2 separate regions of the Homo sapiens genome follow, and region 1 is linked to region 2. A link is an interaction called in ENCODE POLR2A ChIA-PET data of the cell type or tissue named here. Cell type or tissue: Caco-2. All regions are shown on one strand. Each heading gives the region's core, and the rest is flanking DNA. Links, peaks and the distances in the headings are about the cores only. Region 1 overlaps FRMD4A (FERM domain containing 4A). Region 2 overlaps FRMD4A (FERM domain containing 4A).

The links. Peaks named below come from ENCODE experiments on the same cell type or tissue, not always from the same donor. Only the 100,000 strongest peaks of a DNase experiment are listed, where the experiment ranks them.
Region 1: POLR2A ChIA-PET joins it to region 2 with 24 read pairs; 5 of 35 experiments call an interaction of 5 or more read pairs at or near these places.

The regions. Positions count from the first base shown.
Region 1 is chr10:14,039,011-14,041,928 of GRCh38, reverse strand. The region is part of intron 2 of FRMD4A (FERM domain containing 4A); the gene reads left to right. Among named protein-coding and RNA genes, the nearest start is that of FRMD4A-AS3, 34 kb to the left of the region's middle. In Caco-2, for the core only: no CTCF peak of the experiment used is centred there; DNase peaks (open chromatin) are centred at 1,318, 1,699 and 2,148.
Region 2 is chr10:14,184,109-14,187,026 of GRCh38, reverse strand. The region is part of intron 2 of FRMD4A (FERM domain containing 4A); the gene reads left to right. It overlaps LOC124902378 (a long non-coding RNA gene), which reads right to left. Exons shown (of 2, transcript XR_007062060.1): 2 at 565-2,197. Among named protein-coding and RNA genes, the nearest start is that of FRMD4A-AS3, 110 kb to the right of the region's middle. RefSeq lists an enhancer at 1,414-1,463 and a silencer at 1,744-1,803. In Caco-2, for the core only: a CTCF peak has its summit at 569 (motif pointing left); DNase peaks (open chromatin) are centred at 465, 1,286 and 2,096; H3K4me3 peaks cover 649 bases.

The DNA of each region.
Region 1 (2,918 bases), core at 261-2,760, 150 kb after region 2:
AGTCACTGTCTCCCTCCCTCCACAAACATAGCCCCTGTTCTGACTTCTACCAGCATAGTTGAGTTTTCTCTGTTTTTGAACCTTATATAAACATAAAGACACAATTCATATTTGTTTGTGTCTAGCTTCTTTTACTCAAAAATACTTATAAGATTGATCCATGCTGTTGAACTCAACAGTGGTCCATTCCTTTTCATTGCTATATTTTATCCCATTATACGATTCTACCTTATGCGTAGACTACACATTTATTTGTTCTACCTCTGATGAACATTTGGATCATTTTCATTTTGGAGCTGTTATGAATAGTCCTGCTATGAAAATCCCTGGTCACGCCTTTTGGGGCTCATATGGACTCATCTGTTTTGGGTATACGCCTAGACGCAGAACTTATTTGTAAACGTTTCCTGATTTTAACTCTTGTTTGACAAAATAGCTCAAGTATGGAGATCACAGTATGTTTCCCTTTTGGTGGCAGAAAATGAAACTAATTTGTAAACAGACAAAAGGACATTAGTCAGAATTTTCATGATGACAAGTTAAGCTGTAAAATAAAAATGTTGAAATATTGGAAACTACAACAAAGCAAAGCTTTTTGAAGAATGTCATGAGAAACGCCTTTTGAAAAAAGAGATAAGGAACCAAGTTAGACTCCCTTAAAAGCAGCTCAGAAGAATTTGAGGCACAGAAAGAGCTCTGTTTTCTTTGAAGAAAGCAGAAGTGTTTGACATGTGCTCTGATTGTCCAATTTCAGCAAGAAAACTAAAAAACAAAACAAAGAAGAAGAAACGAGTATAACCCCATATACTCTACGACTTTTTCAAAGTACTGCAAGTTGCCATTTTAAAAGCTTCATTATGATAAAATAAGTCATTTTGCTTTCTCTCAGGGGAGTTATATAATTCCTTTGATTAAGAGGAAGTAGAGCAGTTATTCCACTCCAAAATCCTGGCACTTGCTACTTTGCAGCCTGGAGAAATAGATTTCTCTGGGCTTGTGGGTAATAGACGTTTTGCCTTCCTTCTTCTCACACCCTGTATATTTCTTTTTCAACCACCTTCCCTTCAACACCTCATTAAATGGAACACCTGTGTACATGAAGCCAAAACCACTGTATCCACTGCAGGCCTAAGCTGGCGTCTCCGTCTTATTTCCTCTGGAGAACACATTTGCAGAGAGGGAAGGAGAAACTGAGACAGTCTATGGTTTCTGAGGAGTACTCATCCTGTTAATAAGAAGTAAATAAGAAGGAGAACCCTAACTGCAGGTGGAAAGTCTAGATTCTGGTCGCAGGCACCATGCATGGCCTTCAGCAAACAGGCCAAGTAAGGCCAAAGTCCCTGGGGCCTGTTCCTTTATCTCCAAAATGCAGTTAGTCTCAGATGAATGTTACACTCCTCCCAGAGTTAAAGAATTGCATCATTCTCTGTTTTTTTGCAAGAACATTAACTTCAGCTAAATTCCTTCAGTACCATTATTGAGTCTCTCCATTACACAATGGAGATGCTATTAAGATTATCTTGTAAATGAATACCAAACATTTTCCAGAAACCACCCCTACAGCCCTGCTACACACACTTCTTACCCAGCTTTGCTTCCCCACAAGAACTTTCTCTGTTTCATTCAACAGAAGAAGGATTTTCTCTCGGTGACAGGGAGCAAGTGACTGTTCACAAAAATTAGAATGTTGTACACACACAAGCCCAGTGTAGCAGTGATTATCACTGACCCCGGAGCCAGAGGCTTGCATTCCTATTCAGGCTCTGTCATTCGACTGGCTGTGTGACTCTGAGCCAGTGACTTAACCTCTCTGTTCCTGAGTTTCTCCATCTGTAAAACAAGGATGGTAAAAATAATTAAGCACCATATGGGCTGTTGTGAGGATTAAGTAAGTTCATATTTCTAAGGCACTTGGAACAGTGCCTAGCACAAAGCAAAGATTAGATGAGATGACAGATAAATGGATAGATACATACATACATACTCACATACATACATATATGAACCCCAAATATCTGAGACAGGTCTCAATTTAGGAAATTTATTTTGCCAAAGTTAAGGATGCACGGCCGTGACACAGCCTCACGAGGTCCTGACGACATGCGCCCAAGGTGGTTGGGTACAGCTTGGTGTTATCAATCAGTATATGTAAGATGCACATTGGTTCAGGCCAGAAAGCCAGGACAACTCAAAGTGAGGAAGAGGGTTCACAGGTCATAGGTAGATAAGAGACAAATGGTTGCATTCTTTTGAGTTTCTGACCAGCCTTTCCTAAGGAAGAAATCAGATATGCATTTATCTCAGTGAGCAGAGGGATGACTTTGAATAGAATGGAAGGCAGGTTTAGCCTAAGCCATTCCCAGCTTGATTTTTCCCTTTAGCTTAGTGATTTTGGGGTTCCAAGATGATAGATAGATAGATAGATAGATAGATAGATAGATAGATAGATAGATAGATAGATAGATAGATAGATTGATTGATTTTGGGGTTCCAATATAGATAGATAGATAGATAGATAGATGGATGGATGGATGGATGGATGGATGGATGGATGGATGGACGGACGGACAGATCAGAAAGTGAGCAAGAAAAAGATCTTACTTAGCAATTAGAAATGCAAATTTTTAGATGTGAAAAACCTTTGATATAGTATATATGGCATCTACCCTATTGTAAGCAAAAGGATATAATTAAATAACGATACAATTAAATAGTCTAAGTACAACTCATATTCTAAAACATAGCTAACAATTCATGAGTCTAAGCATTTCAGCCACAGTATCAATAGCCCGATGCTTGCAGTACATGACAAAAATCACTACAACCACAATACAAATTCAATAGAAAGCAACAAGCTCGGTAAATATTGAATATGTTAATTAATTTATTCAAGTTCTTTGGCTGCTGTTCTATAATGA
Region 2 (2,918 bases), core at 292-2,791:
TTGCCTTAACCTGATTAGTAGCTAGGAATGTGCACCGCCACACCTGACTAATTATGTTTTTTTTTTTTTGCAGAGACGAGGTCTCAGTATGTTGCCCAGGCTGGTCTCAAAACTCCTGGGCTCAAGCAGTCTTCCCTCCCTGGCCTCCCAAAGTGCTGTGATTATAGGCATGAACCACCATACTGGTCAGAGAAGGGTATTCCTTAAGGGTACAACTTGTGTCCAAGGCCACCCTGAACAGTCAAAGCTATGATCTTCTTTGCCAGTCTCCTGGGGATCCTGGGGCTGAGCGCAACATCTGCATCCTCAGAGGCTGATAACCCTCCCTTCTCTCATGAGGATATGAAGATAGGTAAGAAGGAAGAGGATGCATGGTCTAGTCCTTGGGTCACCTGAGACTGAACAGGAGAGAAGCAGGGTCCCTAGACCATCATGTTTGTCATGGAGCCAAAGGGTCACTGCCCAGTGTGCCAAGACTATGACACCAGGTTTGTGAGAAAAGCAAAGCTTTTATTGTTCCCAGGGAGACAGGAGTCCAGCTCAGATCTGTCTCCCTCTGCTGGCTTCAAGGGAGTAGTTTTATTAGAAGAGGTTTACGGGGTGGATTCTGGGATTAGTGGGTGATCGGTGGAAGGAAAGGGGAAACCTAGAAAGGTCTTGGCATGAGCAGTTATCTCTTCATGCCTCCTCATGGGTCGCATGTGCAAATTCAGGGGGCGTTAGTACGAAACGTGTGGTGGTAGTTCAGACTGTGACATCACAGGCTGGTTCTGTACAGGCTCTGGTTGGTCATATTGATTCCAACCAATTGTAGCCTGTTTTGTTATCCCATAAGAGGAGGGAGTTTTAGCATTTTGGCCAGTCTTTTTTTTTTTTTCTTTTTCTTTTTATCTGCGATTTTGTAAGCTCAATAAATTCTGTTAGTCATTGGTGTCTTTGTCTCTTTGGACGATGGTTTCCAGTGTCTCCTTTACGGGGGTAGGTCCCAGCCCGCACTTCTGCCCACTGCTGTGCTCCATCACCATGGACCCTGCACAGTTGATCCTCTGGCCTTGTGCTTTTCCTCTCACCTGATGCACATCATTCTGCTCCAGCTGCCATCTTTGCAGTTCCTGCCCAGTCTCTCTCTGCCCTGTTGCTGTTACCACTTTATCTCACTCTAACTCTATGGGAAACCTGGCCATGGCTGTCTCCACTGGGCCCTGCCCTGTCTACCCTATTCCGCCCAGGACTAGTCTGGATTGTACGTATCTGTTGCTTTGGCTGGTACTAGCCTGGTCTACTGCTGTTGCCATCCCTTCTCTCTAGAACTACTGAAGGTGCCACTGTTGAGCTGCTGCTATCCTCTCTTCTGCTCATCTGCACAGCTAACAACCGCCCCTGCAGCTCTCTGACCATGAAGTATATATCCCCTTTCTGTCTCTCTACCTGTTTCTCTTTCTTACAAGACGAGATTGAACCTTTAAATAGTCTTGCTTTATGTTTCAAGTTTCCATAGTTCTACAACAAACCTCCAAAAAATACTTGAAGTTAGAAAAATTACAAAATGTTGTAATGTTTTTTGTACTAATTTCTGCCACGACATCCTCATCTGTACTAGCTCTCCTTACGCTTAGGGTGGTAGATTTTTTCATGCACATTCTACAGATTTTAGGGTTTAGACACACAGATCTCTCACTATGGATATCTAGAACTAAATGAAAAAATGAAAGACTCTATCTCTACATCCTTCTGCTGGGATCTCTCAGGAAGCAAGAGTCTTATGCAAATAGTTTCCGGGCTTCTTGAAATAGACATGCAAATTAGAACCCACAGTGGCTTTGGGCTACACCACATTATACACATAACAGGAAAAGGAGGATGAAAGGTTCTTTCTGAGCTATATGCCTGGGAAAACCTGTTCAGACACAGACATTGGCAAAAGATGATCAGCATATGGAGGGGCCTTGGGTTGATTTAACAAAGAAAAAGTATCAAGGCCCAGGGACCTAGATTCAAAGCATTCCTTTCTCCTGGGTTTTGTTTTCTCTCATTCCGCGCTCTCTGATTGTGTAACTGTCTAAACAAATTCAGACATGAAAGGGAAACACCCTACACGACTTTAGCGGTCGCGTTTGTTTGTGCTCCATCGCAGTACCCACGCAGTTGTATCCGGGCAGGCCATGCACGAAGATGTGGTAAGGATATCTATCATTTCCTTAAAAAATAAAAAATAAATAAATAAGAAAATGCGCCTTTATTCTCCAAACTTCTCTTCTTTCATATCTGACTTATAGCCCATGAGCCACACATTTGGGCTACTTTGAAAGAAAGCTTAGGGGGATTGATTTCACTGAGAGGTAGAAACAGAAGCCATGCTCTGCCCGGCCTGGACGTGTGCTTCTGGGAACGTTCAGAGGCTCCTCAGGAGACGGGCACGGTGCCTTGTATAAAGCACTTCAGCCTTTGTTGAGCAAACAAATTCCCTTAAATTGGAACAACAACAAAAAATACCTTTTTTAACATTGGAGAAGTAGTAATTTCTCCATTTTTTTTAACATAATAGAATAGAAAGTTGGCTAAGAGAAGCTAGATAAATAACTGAGATTACTCAACAAGCTGGGTATAGAAAATGGGTTCAGTTGCAGTGGCTCACGCCTGTAATCCATCCCAGCACTTTGGGTCAGGAGTTCGAGACCAGCCTGGCCAACATGGTGAAACCCCATCTCTACTAAAAAAAAAAAAAAAATTAACCGGTTGTGGTGGTATGCACCTGTAATCCCAGCAACTCTGGAGGCTGAGGCAGGAGAATCGCTTGAACCCAGGAGGCAGAGTTTGCAGTGAGCCGAGATGGCACCACCGCGCTCCAGCCTGGGCAACAGAGAGTGAGACTCTCTCAAAAAAAAAAAAAAAAAAAAAAAAGAAAAGAAAAGAAAAAC